Linked DNA regions of Mus musculus: region 2 is linked to region 1. The links are chromatin loops, found by intact Hi-C in ENCODE. Cell type or tissue: gastrocnemius. All regions are shown on one strand.

Region 1 (8,000 bases):
AGGTGGAAGACTCTTGGAAAACCACGGAATTTGTCATCCTTCCTCACCGTGACTCTAAGGACGTATTTATCCTGGGTGGCACAGATGACATACAGGTAGGTAATCGGGTTATGGGAAATTTGTGGTAAATCAGGGATGGGAGCTCATGCCTGTAATTGCAACATTTGGGAAACAATGGCAGGAGGATTACTATAAGTTCAAGGCCAGCCTGAGCTACGTAGCAAGTTCTAAGTTAGCCAGGCATAGATAATAAGACTGCCTCAAAATGAAGAAAAGAACTGGAGGGGGAGGAGAGCAATTTTGTGATAAAAAGTCCTGACCATACGTCCTGCAGCTTCTGTGAAAGACTAAGGTAAGGAAATGAACTATGAGTCACTAAGGAAGAACTAACTTGGAAAACAAGATGTAAATAATTGACACAAATGCTTATTCACAAATATTTACCAAAGTAATAAAATGGTGTGTGTGTGTGTGTGTGTGTGTGTGTGTGTGTGTGTAGGAGTTCCAGGCCTATAGCTGAGGAAATAATTAAAATAACGTGATCAGTTATATGCGAAGTAGTAGAAGAGTCTTTCCTCCATCAGATCAGCCAGGACAACCGACATTAAAGATGGGAGGTGGAGAACGGGGTAGGGGGAACTTCAAACACAGCAAGATAACAGGAGCGAGCAGTTCGAGTGCACAGCAGGCTGAGAAGTTAAACTCGATGTTGTCTGTTCAGGTGGATAAAATCTAACCCGTATACTTTGAGCATTAAGTCACTTAAAATCTAAAGGCAAAGGGAAGGGGTCCCACAGCCCAACTTAAAAGACAAAGCCATAGTATAAGAATGGCCACAAGACAGAAATATAGATGGAATTGTTGGTAGAGGGCAAATCAGACATCATTCTATGAATGCTGGTGAACAAGGCAAGTTAAGGGCCGGTTGGCGGGGCTGCAATGAACGACTCAATGTTTCAGACCAACACATTTTTTTAGATTGGCATGTTTTATGAGGGATGCTGTTGTGTGTGGGGAGCAGTCGGGAGGAAGGTGCTGTGAACGCTTCCTCCAGAGGATTCAGCTTCGTCTTTTGACAGATGAAAGCCCACCAGAGTAACTACATTGTATAAAGGGGGTGCCAGTCGCCTAATGTTGAGGGCAAGAGAAGAACATTAAACTAATCAAACATATGCCATTAATGACTGCAGAATCCGGGGCTCAGAGATGGCTTCGTCAGTAAACATTTGCTATACCAGCTTTAAGACCTGACTTCAAGTCCCGCCACTCACACTTTAGAAAGCTGGGATGGAGCAGGGAGGTGATGCGTGCTCACAATCCTAGCACTAAAGAGTCAGAGACGTGTGCATCTCTGGGGCTCACTGACCATCCAGTCTAAGCAGAGTCCTGGGTCCCACTGGGGGATGCTGTCTCAAAACGGAAGTGAGGAACATCATCCTAGGTTGACCTCTGGGCTCCACATGCATGTGCATTTATGAGCATGCGAATTCCTATGCATACAAGGGCACAGGCATGCATGCACTCACGTGCGCGCACACACACACACACACACACACACAGTCTCTTAGTTAAGTGTCCCCTAGTGACCTTTGAGAGAATACACAGGGTTGTAAGCACAGTGAAAGAACAAGCTTTGCAGTTGTCTGTGTAGGAAGCTGTAGGTGGGCCTATAGTACTTGTTCAGATGAGTTATCCTTAAACGGGCCCTTGGAATTGCAAATACCTTGAGCTCAAGGACTCATGCGTCTGCCTGTGTCCTGGCCTCTTCTCCCTGAAGGTCCTACTTGATGATAGCACCATCAACATTGCAACCATTGCCTCATCCCGGTATGTGGGTCCCCTGAAGTCTCGAGTGGATGACTGGCAGAAACAGCTTTCCTTATTTAATCAAACACTGGTAAGTAGGGGCAGTTTCAGCTCCTGGACTCTGATTTGGAGAGCCACAAAGCCTTCGGAAATACTGATTCTGTGGGGCGAGGGACGCAGCTCAGAGGTAGAAGGATTGACCAACATGTACAAAGTTCTGGGTTTGCTCCACAACACCATTATATGTGTGCATATATGTATGTGTGTGAATGCACACACACACATATTGTTGTTTTAATATATAATTCAGAAGTATAGGATTTAATTGTTGACATTATGTTCAGAATGAGAAGAAAGCACACATGTATTTGGCTGTTTACATCATACTGTCACTTTTATCATCATTGGTAAATTATTTTGATAGGCGAAAAAATATCACAAAATTAGAGTTATACATTTGTTAGCAACATAATTATTAGTTAGGTACAATACATCTGGAGTCCCATAGTTGTGTGGGTTAGGAAGTGATCCTGGCTTGTACTGGGTTCCTCTGCTCAGGGAATCCCATAGCTGTGCTATTCCTAAGATATGGCAATCTGGATAACTCCTCACTAAGACTCTCTCCCTGGGTGGTCCTAGGCTGGGCTTGTATGTGTTTAGGAGTCATCATGAACCTGTAGCCCACCTGCCTTTCAAACTTCTGCAGGAGATCATCTTGCCTCCCAACAGAATGCTTCCTCTACACATTTAATCATGAGTCATGGGACCCCTCTGGCTTTCCACACAGCTGACTCGTAATCATCTTCAGTGGAAAGAGAGGGTGGATGGAGTCAGGCTGGACAGAATCTTGGGCTCTTTTAAGAAATTTTGTTTCGAAGAACTTATGGGGCCTCTCCCAAGGAAAAGATGTAGTAATTCCCAAAGCCACAATCTCCAGTCTAACCAGTGATTATCCAGTTGGAAGCTCCAGGTTGACAGTCCCATGTTTTTCTCCAGGAAGAGTGGCTGAACTGTCAGAGAAACTGGCTCTACCTAGAAAGCATCTTTAATGCCCCAGACATTCAGAGGCAGCTGCCTGCAGAAGCCAAGATGTTCCTTCAGGTGGATAAGTCATGGAAGGAAATCATGAGGAAGGTCAACCGGCTGCCTAACGCGCTCCGGGCTGCGACTCAGCCAGGTAGAAACCCCAAGGCAAACAAGTAGAACAGGGAGGCTCCCTGCTTGTCCGACATGTGCATCACCTCTAAAGATCTCACTGGCCAGTTTCGGCTTGTTCACTAGAACGAATTAAAAATATTACCACTTATGCACCTGGCAGTGGTGGACAGACACACCCTTGATCCCAGCACACAGGAGACAGAGGCAGACAGATCTTTGTATGACCAGCCTGATCTACAGAGCAAGTTCCAGGATAGCCAGGACTACACTATTATATATATATAATTTCCACTTGTTGCAATTCAAGTAACAGATCGAAATTGTTTTAAAGATTTTTTCCTAGCATATAGTAATTATACATAATGACGAGTTACACTATGGCACTTTCATGCATGCATGTCATGTATTTTATCATATTCATATTCAGCCCCACTGCCCTCTCTGGTCTTCATCCCACTTCTGCTGATCCCCCTCCAGTCCCCTCCCACTCCCATGTCTTTGTGTGTGTGAACCGACGAGTTCAGTGTTGTTTACAGGATAGCGGCTGTCTTGCTGGTGGCTGCACCACTGGAGATGTCATGTCCTCCCACAGCATCGGGGTTGGAATGTTTTAACAGTGTATACTCACTGAGGTTTACACTCTATACCAAAGCCTTGGACAGCTGGCTTGTCCTATGGCTAATGGCAGCGTGTGACTCTGATGGGCCATAGTCTCAGACACCGTCCCTGCCTCAAAAAGGCAACTTTGTGAGCTATGTTCATTGCCCAGAGATTCTTACAGAATTTATCAGTTGATAAATGGAAATAGTCTTTTGAAATAAAAAAGAATATGATTCCAAAATACATCTGGCCTTAAAGACTTCAAATAAATTAGTATACACCTGTAATAAATCTGATTCCAGCTGATGATAAAGCCATGGAAAATATTAAAGTAGAATAAGGGAGTGTCTATGGGCTAGTATGTGTGTGTGTATGTGTTTGCATGCATAAAAGCATGCATGTAGTGCCCACGTGTGTGTGTGTGTGTGTGTGTGTGTGTGTATGTATGTGTGCATGTGTAAATGTGTGTATGCATATATCTGTGCATGAATGTGCGTGTGTATGTATGTGTGTATGTGTGTATATGTGCATTCATGTCTGTATGCATACATATATTAAAATGGCTTTTGAGCAGAAACTTTCAGGAAAGAGTGAGTAAAAGTTTCTGTGGCTCAGAAGGAGAATTGTTGATGGCAGAGGGAAGAATAAAGAATGATGTGAGGTCCCTAAGATACACACATGCTTAGAAAGTTGCCAGATGGAGTCCCATCTGGGCTGGAGTGGAGTGCTTGGAGATTGAGTCTTGCTTAGGACACAAGGCTAAGACCAGTGTGTGTAAGTAGGTGGCTGGCCACTAGATGGCGCTGTTGACTATATAGGGTCTCAGAAGACACTGATCTGGGATTTGAGTCTTGGGCAGGTAGGAAAGCAGGCAATGTGATCAGTATCAAAGGTACAAAGATGAAGAGTCATGAAGGCCACTGCCTAAGGAGTTCCAGTTTAATAATGAAGAATAATAGCCATCACCACACCTAGCACTTAACCATGACAGAAAACATGCCAATAAGAAGCTGACAAGGAGGGGCTGGAGAAATGGGTTAGTGTTAAAAGCACTAACTGTTCTTCCAGAAGAATGGGGTTCAAATCCTAGCACCCACATGGCAGCTCACAACTGTCTATAACTCCAAGATCTGACACCTTCACACAGACACACATGCAGGCAAAACACCAATGCTCAGAAAATTTAAAGATAAATAAGTAAATTAGTTAACATTTTATAAAAGGAGAGTGGCAAAGAATAGGGATGTTCTAGACGCTGGCTCACGGCCCCCTAAAAGCAGAGGATGCCTGCCAAAATTATTTTAAATTAAAAGCACTGTTCTAGCGAGGTAAATATTAGAAGATTACAATCAACTAAGTGTAATAATTCTTGGGCTGGGAGATGGTTTAGCAGTTAAAGTAATGGCCACACAAGTAAGAAGGCTGGAGTTCAGGCCCCCAGAACCTGCTCAGATACAGGGTGATGGTTGTGGCTCACACGCCATCCATCCCTGGATGCATTATAAAACCTGAAGGCAGAGACAGGGAATACCCAGAGTGAGCTAAGTGAGTCAAGATGGGAACTCTGGGTTTGGCTGAGAGACCCTGCCTCAAAAAAAGGGTAAAGGAACCATCAAGGAAGAGTCTTCATATCAGTGCCAGGCCTTGACTACACAGACACGTGCATAACTGCAGACACACACCCACACACATATACATGTGCTCCTGCAAACATGTATACATACCACATACATGAAAAGAAGAATTTTTTTAAAAAAACTAAGCTTCTCTAACAGTACTCCCATTTTATTATTCACTATTCTACCAAACAAAACAAAGACTTTTAAAATGCTAATATCTTTTGCTTTCATTTGAAATCATATTCTCTATTTTAATACAATTTGGCCAACTTTTTTTTTTTTAATATAGGACTTCTGGAGACTTTTCAAAACAATAACGCATTACTTGACCAAATTCAGAAATGTCTGGAGGCATATTTAGAGTCAAAGAGAGTTATCTTCCCAAGGTAAGTTAAAAGACAACAACAGCAACCTGAGATGTCTTGTTGGGGAGCAGATCGAATGGGGATGCAGATCACACCCTCAGACAGCAGAGACCTGGACAGGAGAGGAGGATACCCATGCTCCCATCCCTGCAGACTTGCTTCAGACCTGTTGGGCAAATACTGAGCTTTGATAACACTCGGAGTGGAGGAGAGCAAAGTTGTCTCTCCTGGAGAGTACAGGGGACCCACAGAACATCACTTCCCACATCCTCAGCTCTGCAGCGTCTCCAGCCTTAACTCTTCTATTCCCTGTGTTTAGTGGGGGGTCCTGGAGTCTGCACCCCTCTCACCATGAGTCCCTGTGAAGCCTGGCAACTCACCTTGCAGTGTTGGCATGATTTGGAAATCTAGAGTTTCAGACAAACCCAGGACTGAAACAATTGCATTTTTAAGGCACACTTGCATCACGTGACCCTGAGTGTGGTCAGGTACAGACAAGCTCATTCTTTACCCATTTTGCTTAAAATGACACAGAAACACATAAAAGATGCCTTATTTCTAAGTATGGCCACGGTACGGTTGGAAATGGTATGTTTGCAGAATCATATTCTGTCACTTTTAAGGGCCCAGCAACTATCTTCAATGGTTAGTGTGCCCATCTGCCCATCAACTCTTCAATGGTTAGTGTGGCTCAAGGCCTAGGAAGACCAGCAGGCAAACCATTGTAACAAGACCCACTGTTATTGATAATTCTTGGAAAAATCCTTTCTGTTGTAGCTACTGGGCCTAGGTGTTTGAGATACATCATTAAAAACCTTTACAAGAACTTCTTTAGGGATACGTGGCCTGCTCCTGATCCCCAAACAAGTGTGATTAGAGGCCCGGGGCGTCCTCCTGGCAGCACCTCGTCTCTTACGGCTACCCAAGGCTGGGCATCGGTCAAGTCAGGCTTCATGTTAAAGTGCCTTTACCTTGGCAGGTTTTACTTCTTGTCAAATGATGAGCTCCTGGAGATTTTGGCCCAGACACGCAATCCGCAAGCCGTGCAGCCTCACCTAAGGAAATGCTTCGACTCCATTTCAAAGCTCGAGTTTGCCCTCATGCCTCCTACAGAAGGGAAAATACCCGGCATGGATACTGAGCCAGAAAAGGTCTTCACCAACGACATCTTGGCAATGCTGTCACCTGAGGGGGAACGGGTAAGGTGCTTTAGATTAATAGTTCCCTGTAGATGAACATGATTACATGTCTGGGACCCGGGGTACAGGTCTCTCATTCTCACCCTGCGCTTGCCAGAGACTCTGCTAGCCCAGCAGTTTTGAGGATAGCTGAGATAAAACTCTCACCCTCAAGGAGCCGGAAATCTAATGGAGAAATTGTCCAGCGACTAGAAGTCACCATGATAATTGCAATGGATGGTCTGTTTGGGGAGTGAACTGGCAAGAAGCAATCAAGGATTAGCCAGCTTTGCAAAGAGGAACAGTGGCTGGCCAAGCGTGCCAGGCCTTTGCCAGGATACCCGGATCAAAATTCATCATCCTCTAATGGCTTCCACAAAATGGAATCACTAGCAGGGTGACAGGGACCTTCAGTTGTATGTAAATGACTTAATGAGCTCTGCGTGAGAGTTTGTTACTTCATCTCCTCTAGAGCTGTGTAGCGCCAGCCTATGGAGAACACCCACTGAGACAATCAAGTATAGGCAGACTGAAGAGCACAGAGGACACACACACGTATACACACATACATACATACATATTTACGTAGACACATAGATGCACACATGCATGCATGTATCATTGCTGGTGCTGAAGGGAAAAAATAAGAGAATTAAGGATAGAACATTGAGAAAACATGAAAATTCAAAGGCAGGTGAGAAAGGTGGTTAGGGGAATCCCAAACAAGCAGATATCCGAGTTATTAGAAATCAAGAAAGAAGCATGAGAAGTGTGGGGGTTAATGTGTCCTGTGTCTGTCCGCTCCTGGCTCTGCACTTTCCCTTAGCAAGCAAGCAGGAGAGCAGGTGTAGGGCTATGAGAAGCCGAGGGACCCCCGCTCCAGGGGTCGGAGAGCGCAGTCTGGGATCCCCAGGGACTGCCAGAGCCCTCTCAGGAATCTCCTGGGACTGTGGACTGTGCAGAGGCCCTAGTCATCTGGTTCTTGGGCACGCAGACGACAGAAGAGCTGAGAACAGAGTGGGGACCTGCGGGGTGGATCTAACCTGGGGCCGAAGGGGAAAACAGAGGAACTCCGGCTGGGTCCCCCAGGAAAGAGAGTCCTTGGCTTGTTTCGGTGGGCAGCTTGGCTTGGTGGAGGCCATGGCTGGGAGCACTGAGAGGCCTTCTGTGGGAGACTAGCTGCGGCTCTTTAAATGAAGGCCCGCTCCATGAAAAGAGACAGTCCATGCTTTTAAAGCATTTATTGTCATGGCAGAGAATGGTGATGAGTGAAA
Region 2 (8,000 bases), 210 kb after region 1:
TCCCCGGCTGGTGGTTCTATTTAAAGAAGTCTGTATGTAGCCTTCCTGGAGGAAGAACATCTCTGGGAATGGCTTTGAGACAAAGCATCATTCCTTGTTCACTATCTCTACTTGTGGTTAAGGATCTAAGATCTCATCTCTCTGGGCTGGAGAGATGGCTTAGTGGTTAAGAGCACTTGACTGCTCTTCAAGAGGTCCTGGGTTCAATTCCCAGCAACCACATGGTGGCACACAACCATCTGTAATGGGATCTGATGCCCACTTCTGGTGTGTGTGAAGAGAGCAATGGTGTACTCATATACATAAAATAAATAAGATCTCATCTCAACTCTCTGCTTACCGCCCAGCCACCATTTCTGCCGCCACCTGCTGCTGTGCTGTCCCTGCCATTACAGGCCCCAAGCCTCTGGAACTGTAAAACCAAATAAATTCTTTCTTCTTTAAGTCGCCTTGGTCATGGTGTTTTATTATAGTAATAGAAAAGTAACCAGTACAAAAGTTGGCAACAGGGAACAGGCTATTGCCGTGAGGAAACTGATAATGGTGGATTTTGGAGAGATGTAAAAGGCTTTGGAAATTTGTGCTTGGAAAGTGGTTAAATGTTATAAGCAGGGCTTAATGAGCCATTATGAGCTTGGAAGACAGACAGTGGTGAGGAGAGGAGCCACATTGCCTGTGGAGAACCAGCTTGAGAGATTTCAGAGGAGAACAATAGTAGCAACTGGGCTAAAATACTTAATGTGTGGCTCAAAGATTAAAGGAGCACTAGGAAGTGTAACGGAGCTGAATCCTGTGTTCAAGGATATTAAATGGAATTAAGGAAGTGGTGACCTCTGGGTAAGATCCCACTCAGCTAAGCTTATTGTTTATGTGTTAGAAGCTGAACAAGGGATAGCCATATCAAGTTAGGCATTGTGTGACCTGGTTATTGTTTCCATCTGGACATAAGGAGTTATGATTGTGTCTTCAGTTGACAAGGGATGGATTGTGGTGTCTATTCTCTTTGGTTGACAATTTGACTCTATCTGGAATAAACTACAATCCAGTATGGAATGCACACCTATGATCCAGATCTTGAGGCATAGTAACCATGCTTATAAAAAACTTATGAAAAGGAATTAAAGAAAAGCTTAGCTCTAAGCATAATGTTACATACCTTTAATCCCAGAAGACAGAGGCAAGCAGATCTCTGAGTTCAAGGCCAGCCTGGTACTGAGCAAGTTTAAGGACAACCAAGCTTAGGGGGCTGGAGAGATGAAGAACACTGACTGCTCTTCTGAAGGTCCTGAGTTCAAATCCCAGCAACCACATGGTGGCTCACTACCATCCGTCATGAGATCAGATGTTCTCTTCTGGTGCATCTGAAGATAGCTACAGTGTACTTAGATAAATCTTTTAAAAAAAAAAAAAAAAAAAAAAAAAGGACAGCCAAGCTTAGGCAATGAAGGAGTTGGAAAACAGAAAGCTGGTGATAATATAATAGAATGAGAGGCATGTTTCAGCCCCAGCACACACACACACACACACACACACACACACTGAGAATATAGCTCAGTTAGTAGACCCCTTGTCCACCATGTTTAGAGTCCTACTTTGATCCCAGTCAGTGCTACCACATCTGGTAGCATAAATATACCTCAGGAGGTAGAGGCGGGATCAGAAGTTTAAAGTTATCCTTAACTACTGTCTTAGGGTTTCACTGCTGTGAAGAAACACCGTGACCAAGGCAACTCTTATAAAGAAAAACGTTTAATTTTACAGTTTCAGAGGCTCAGTTCATTATCAAGGCAGTGTGTACCAGACGGCTTCAGACACATGGCTCTGGTTTTAGAGTCAAGAATAGAAGGGGTCAGCCGAGCGTGGTGGTGGCGCACGCCTTTAATTCCAGCACTCAGGAGGCAGAGGCAGGCGGATTTCTGAATTCAAGGCTAGCCTGGTCTACAGAGTGAGTTCCAGGACAGCCAGGCTTATACAGAGAAACTCTGCCTTGAAAAACCAAAGAAGGGGTCCCTGGGACAGTTGATGCTGGAACTATGAAATTAGTGGTGATTAAGAAAAGACCAGGGGGCTGGTGAGATAGCTCAGTAGGTAAGAGCACCTGACTGCTCTTCCGAAGGTCCGAAGTTCAAATCTCAGCAACCACATGGTGGCTCACAACCACCCGTAATGAAATCTGATGCCCTCTTCCGGTGCCTCTGAAGACAGCTACAGTGTACTTACATGTAATAAATAAATAAATAAACAAACAAATAAAAGTGTTTGTGCACCACCACTCTCTGGCTGATATTGTTAAAAAAAAAAAAGGAAAGAAAGAAAAGAAAAGAAAAGAAAAGAAAAGAAAAGAAAAGAAAAGAAAAGAAAAGAAAAGAAAAGAAAAGAAAAGACCAGCATGACTGAGGTGAAATCTTGAAATCTTCTGGGAAGTATTTTCTGAGAGCACAAAGAAGCTGTGTTCCAGAGATACATTGTTCTAGCAACTGAACTTGGTAATATATGTAAGAGTCACCCAGGTGGACTGGTTTTGAAGGCCATCACCATGAAGAGGTCATGGAGAGCAGTTGAAGCTTGGCACTGTGAGAGACCAGAAAGGACCATTGGTGAAGGTGCAATCTCAGTGGCAGTTGAAGGTCCAGGACTGAAGGGGTCATGCAAAGAAGTTGAGGCTTGGCATCATGAATAAAGCCTATGAGAGACTATGGGTGAAAGTACAGCCTACTTGTAGCAGAGGACCTTAGCATATTAGAGATGCCAGTACCATGGGATGATCACTAAGAACTGCAGCAACAGTGGAGTGGAGTCAGCCAGAGCCTAGAGTGCTGCAGAGAAGTGGCCCAAGCACTTTGGAGGAGCCCAGGAGATCATGTTTGGGTCCCAGGCACTGGAACAAGAACCTGTAAAGTTGAAGTTACCTTGGAGACCCCAAGATGTAAGAGATGCCAGAGCCATGTGATATCTGCTGAGGAAAGTGGCTAACAGGGAGTAGAACCAGCCCAAGAGAAAGAATTGTGTTGCAGTCAACAGTGCTGGAAGGAGTTGGACATCAGACATGGAGATACAGAGCTTAGAGTTTGCCCAGCTCGTTTCTGGTCTTGCTTTGGTCCAGTATTTCCTCACTATAACATTTTGGAATGGTAATATATATCCTGTAATACTGAATATATGTGATCTGTTTTTTTATTTTTATTTTATAGAGAATTTCAGTTAAGAGATTGCATGAATCTCAGTAAAGACTTTGAACTTTGGACTTTTAAACATTGTTGAAACAGTGAAAGTCTAGGAGGACTTTTGAAATTGGACTAAATGCATTTTGAATCGTGTTATGGCTACAAGCCTATAAGAGCCAGGGAGTGGAATGTGGTGGTTTGAATAGGTTTGCCCCCCCCCCCTGCCATAGATTCATGTGTTTGAAGGCTTGGCCCATAGAGAGTGGCATTATTAGAAGGTGTGGCTTTGTTGGGATAGATGTGGCCTTGTCGGAGGAAGTGTGTCTCTGTGGAGGTAGGCTTTATGATCTCATATATACACTCAAGATATACTCAGTGTGGGATCAGAGCCGTCTCCTGGCTGCCTGTGGAAGTCACACTCAGTGTGGGATCAGAGCCTTGTCCTGGCTGCCTATGGAAGATACACTCAGTGTGGAATCAGAGCCGTCTCCTGGCTGCCTGTGGAAGACAGACCCCTTCTGCTGCCTGCAGATCAAGATGTAGAACTCTCAGCTCCTCCAGTGCTATGTCTGCCTACACACTGCCTTGATAATGAACTGAGCCTCTGAAACTGTACAATTAAATGTTTTTCTTTATAAGAGTTGTCTTGGTCATGGTGTTTCTTCACAGCAGTGAAACCCTAAGACAGTAGTTAAGGATAACTTTAAACTTCTGATCCCGCCTCTACCTCCTGAGGTATATTTATGCTACCAGATGTGGTAGCACTGACTGGGATCAAACTAGGACTCTAAACATGGTGGGCAAGGGTCTACTAACTGAGCTATATTCTCAGTGTGTGTGTGTGTGTGTGTGTGTGTGTGTGTGTGTGTGTGTGTGTTTAATTTAGACTAAATAGTGAGGCCTTGAATTCACTAACCAGTAGCCAAGGCTGGCCTCAAATTTAAGAATTAGATTCCAGGTATGAGCAACCACAGCTAGCCCTGTTCAGTTAAAAGAACAAGCAAACAACAACAATAACAACAAACCTGAGACAGGATCTTATGTAGCCCAGGCTGGCCTCAGACTTATAATATGGCAAGAGTGACCTTGGGCTGCTTGAATCTCCTGCCTCTATCTCCCAAGAGGTAGGATTACAGGGGTGAGTCGCTAAGAAAGGCTTCTTTCAAGCAATTTTGAAGTTGAATCCCTTTAAATGGCACTTTCTCTCTCACCAGACCCCACCACTGCCCACTAAATGCACCCTTACATTGTCAATTTTCCCAGAGGCATCTCCCTCTGTGACAAGGAAGGCCCATGAGTAACTTTTTATGGTGCCAGAATCCAGTTCCTGTTAGTGATGTTGGGGGAGTAGCCCCTCTATCACTATCATTGTACAACTGTGGGTGCCCAAGCTCCCAATCACAGATTGCTTGGCTAAACCCTACCTGGCTTTCAGACGTGGAACTAAAGGGCAGCTCTCCTGTTCACCTTTATCATCACTGTGATGTCCCATTTCCAAGATACCATCACCTTCCCTCAACTGGAATTCAGTTCTGCCCGGGAATGCCCAATGAATTCTGTGTGGTTTTGAGGGGAAACAGATAGCTTTTATACAAGGTTACAAGGATCTCAATCCACCTAGGCTGTGGAACCAGGCTAAGCAAAGACCAGACCTGAGAAAGGGCGAAAGTCCACCATCTAGTGGCCCTTGCTGGTATAGCAACAGATAAATGGACACATTTCATATTGGCTTTTCTGTGATCATGAACAAAAATTAAAACTCAGAGAATAGTCTAATACCTAGAGACCACACCATACCAGAGACAGCAAACAAAGGAATAGAACGAAGCACAGTAGCATAAGCTTGTGATCTCAGAACTAGGGAGGCAGTTTCAAGACAGCCAGGACTATGTGGAAAGAACCTGTCTTTAAAAACAAACAGACAAAACTATTTCTATTTATTTTCCTCATATATATATGTATGGGAGGGAGTGGCTTGAGTCCATTACACCATGCATATAGAAGTCAGAGGCCAACTTGTAGGAGTCCTTTCTCCTGCTACCATGTGTACCCTGAAGACTGAGCTTAGGCCATCAGACTTGGCAGCAAGTGCCTTTACCCCCTAAGCCATGTCATGGGCCCATTCCTGTCTCAACTGATCTGATAACTAATTGTTCAAAGGTATACCAGCAACAAGATCAATAGTATGACAATGTATCTGTCAATTACATTGGATTTTGTAATACATTGTAATTGTATTTAATTACAATGGATAAATGAAATAAAGGATACCAACATTTATAGAAAGATACAAGTCCCCGTTGATTCATGGGCAGGTGATTACAGCAGTCAAAGACCAAAATGACTGAGTCTTGACTTCCAAATTTAAAGATATTGAATCTATATAGTTGTCTTAGTTAGGGTTTCATTGCTGTGAAGAGATACTATGACCAAGGCAACTCTTATAAAGAAAAACATTTCACTGGAGCTGGCTTAAGGACTTCAGAGGTTCAGTCCATTATCGTTATCGTCATAGCAAGAAGTGCGGCAGCCTGCAGGCAGACATGGTGCTGGAGAAGGAGCTGACAGTTCTACATCTTGATCCAAAGGCAGGAGGAGACTGTGTGCCACACTGAGTGTAGCTTGAGCAAGGAGACCTCAAAGCCCACCCCGCAGTGACACACTTCCTCCAGCAAGGGCACATCTCCTAATAATGCCACTCCCTATGGCCTATGGGGGCCAATTACATTCAAACTACCACAATAGGGATGACTTTCTCCTTTGGAAATAGAGGGGGAAATGTCTGAAAGGTAGGGGAAGGGAGATCTGAGGAGGAACTGTGTGGCTAGACAAATGGAGAAGTGTCCCGGGATACAGAAGTGTTGAACAGAAGGGGCAACCTGGAGATTCACATGAGGGTCTCAGAGGAGAGACTCTTCCTAGTGAAGCTGGAAGAGGCAGAGGGTGCAGGGAGCACCCCAGTACCCCTAGAACAAGAAAGGAAGAATTCTCAGTCAGCTAGGGCCAGTGTAGGCCAGGGTCCAGCCAGCTATCTCCTGTAGAAAAGGAGCTACAGGATAATCAGGCCAGTGACAACTGTGACAACACATTCAGATAGAAGCTGCCATGGAGACCAGGCTAGCCTTGAACTCATAGACATCGGCCTGCCTTTGCTTACTAAGTGCTGGGATTGAAGGTGTGCTGGTTGAAGAGACACTTGGTCTCTTGAAGCATCTTCTATGATGACAAGACTGACCTAATCAGTCCCACCAGGTAAGAAGCTTTACAGTGTGTTGCTTGCCGTGCCAGTCCAAGCCTACCGTTACCAGCTCGGACTAAAGAGACACCTACATCATCACACTTTTCTTGTTCTGCAAAGAGGCCTGATTGAGTGCTTATATATTCCTTAGATTTTTTTTTAGACGAAGGAAAAGCAAAGAGGAATCATAAATAAGTGCCCGAGTGTAACTGAAAAGTTACTTTTATTGGGGGTTTCTCATGGCCAGATTCTCTTTTGTTGATTTCTTTGTCAGGGTCTCACACAGCATAGTCTTGACTCTAACTTGTTATATAGCTAAGATGACCTAGAACTTTTGGCCTTCCTGTCTCCATTTCCCAAGTGCTGCAGTCTGGTTTACCCGGTACTGGGGACTGAACCCAGGGCCCTGCGTGTGTGAGACAAGCACTCTACCAAGACACACACACACACACACACACACACACACACACACACACACACACACGGTTTTACATCCCCTTCCCATCCCCAAAACAAAGAAACAAAATAAATATAGGCTAGGGAGAGCACTACCTGATGAATGGAAGCCAAGGTCTCGCAGCTCTTCAGAGCCTAACCCAAGAAAGCTACTCTCATTTGCCTTACATGCCTGGCCCGTGAGGTACTACCCTCTCTTGAGTTTTCCAAAGGAAATAAGGGAGATGCCTCTGACTCTCTTCCTCCAAGGACGAGAGGATCACCTGCTAGGTCCCTTTCATCTCTGGGTGTACTCTACAACATTGGGCTAAATTTAAAATGTGAAAAGTAAAAAGAAAAGGTTTGAAAGAAGGAGAAAGGCAGAGGACAAAATTATTTTATGGAGACAAAATTAATCCAGATTTTGATACTGCCAGAAGCTGGGCTCCCTGAGCTTCTGTGGCCTTGAGCTCCCAGGGCAGGTTTTAGAAGGAACCAGAATCCCGACATCGGTAGTGTCCTGCCTACGTGGTAGCCGTTAGACTCTGGTTTCAGTTTTAAACATGTGTGGCTTGAAAGGGGACTTTCCCCCTGGAACAGGAAATGCTGATGACAGACAGAGCCTTGACCAGGGACCAAACTTGTCAGAAAACATCTACATCTGGTAAGCTATAGTGACCAAGCTGATGGAGTAGCCACACAGCTGCCAGTAGTTAGCCAGGCTAGCCCTAAGCAGGTGACCCAGAAGTCTGAGATTCGGGACCTTTTCAGAAGCAAGCCCTGAATTTGTGAAACCTCAAAGCCTCTCTTCTTTTGTAAGAAGTGTAGCAAATGAAAGCTAACACTATGATAAGCAGCTGTTACAGACAGTAGACTCATGCTATGTCGACCTAAGGAATGAAGTGCCAAGACTGCCTTTGGGCAAAGGATAACTGAGGCAGGACATGGTGGGACACAACTGTAACCCCAGCCCTCAAGAGGCTGAGGCAGGAAGCCTGGACTACAAAGAAACACTCTTTCTTAAAGTAGGGGATGGGGGGGAGGAAAGGCAGAGCATATCACAGTACAGTGCTCTGTCCTGTGATCCAAGCAGTAAAAAGTGAAGAAAAGCCACCAATGAAACAGACACCAAACCACAAGAGTAAAGCCATGAGGTTACGGCA

What was found. Peaks named below come from ENCODE experiments on the same cell type or tissue, not always from the same donor. Only the 100,000 strongest peaks of a DNase experiment are listed, where the experiment ranks them.
Region 2: it touches region 1 in a loop (10-fold over the local background); 28 of 42 quality-filtered maps call a loop at or near these places.

Annotation. Positions count from the first base shown.
Region 1 is chr6:73,150,238-73,158,237 of GRCm38, reverse strand. It overlaps Dnah6 (dynein, axonemal, heavy chain 6), which reads left to right. Exons shown (of 77, transcript NM_001164669.1): 20 at 3-95; 21 at 1,778-1,897; 22 at 2,803-2,983; 23 at 5,473-5,569; 24 at 6,528-6,747. Among named protein-coding and RNA genes, the nearest start is that of Gm24533, 13 kb to the right of the region's middle. In gastrocnemius, no CTCF peak of the experiment used is centred here; a DNase peak (open chromatin) is centred at 4,359.
Region 2 is chr6:72,937,512-72,945,511 of GRCm38, reverse strand. No RefSeq gene overlaps it. Among named protein-coding and RNA genes, the nearest start is that of Tmsb10, 17 kb to the left of the region's middle. In gastrocnemius, a CTCF peak has its summit at 4,857 (motif pointing left); a DNase peak (open chromatin) is centred at 4,830.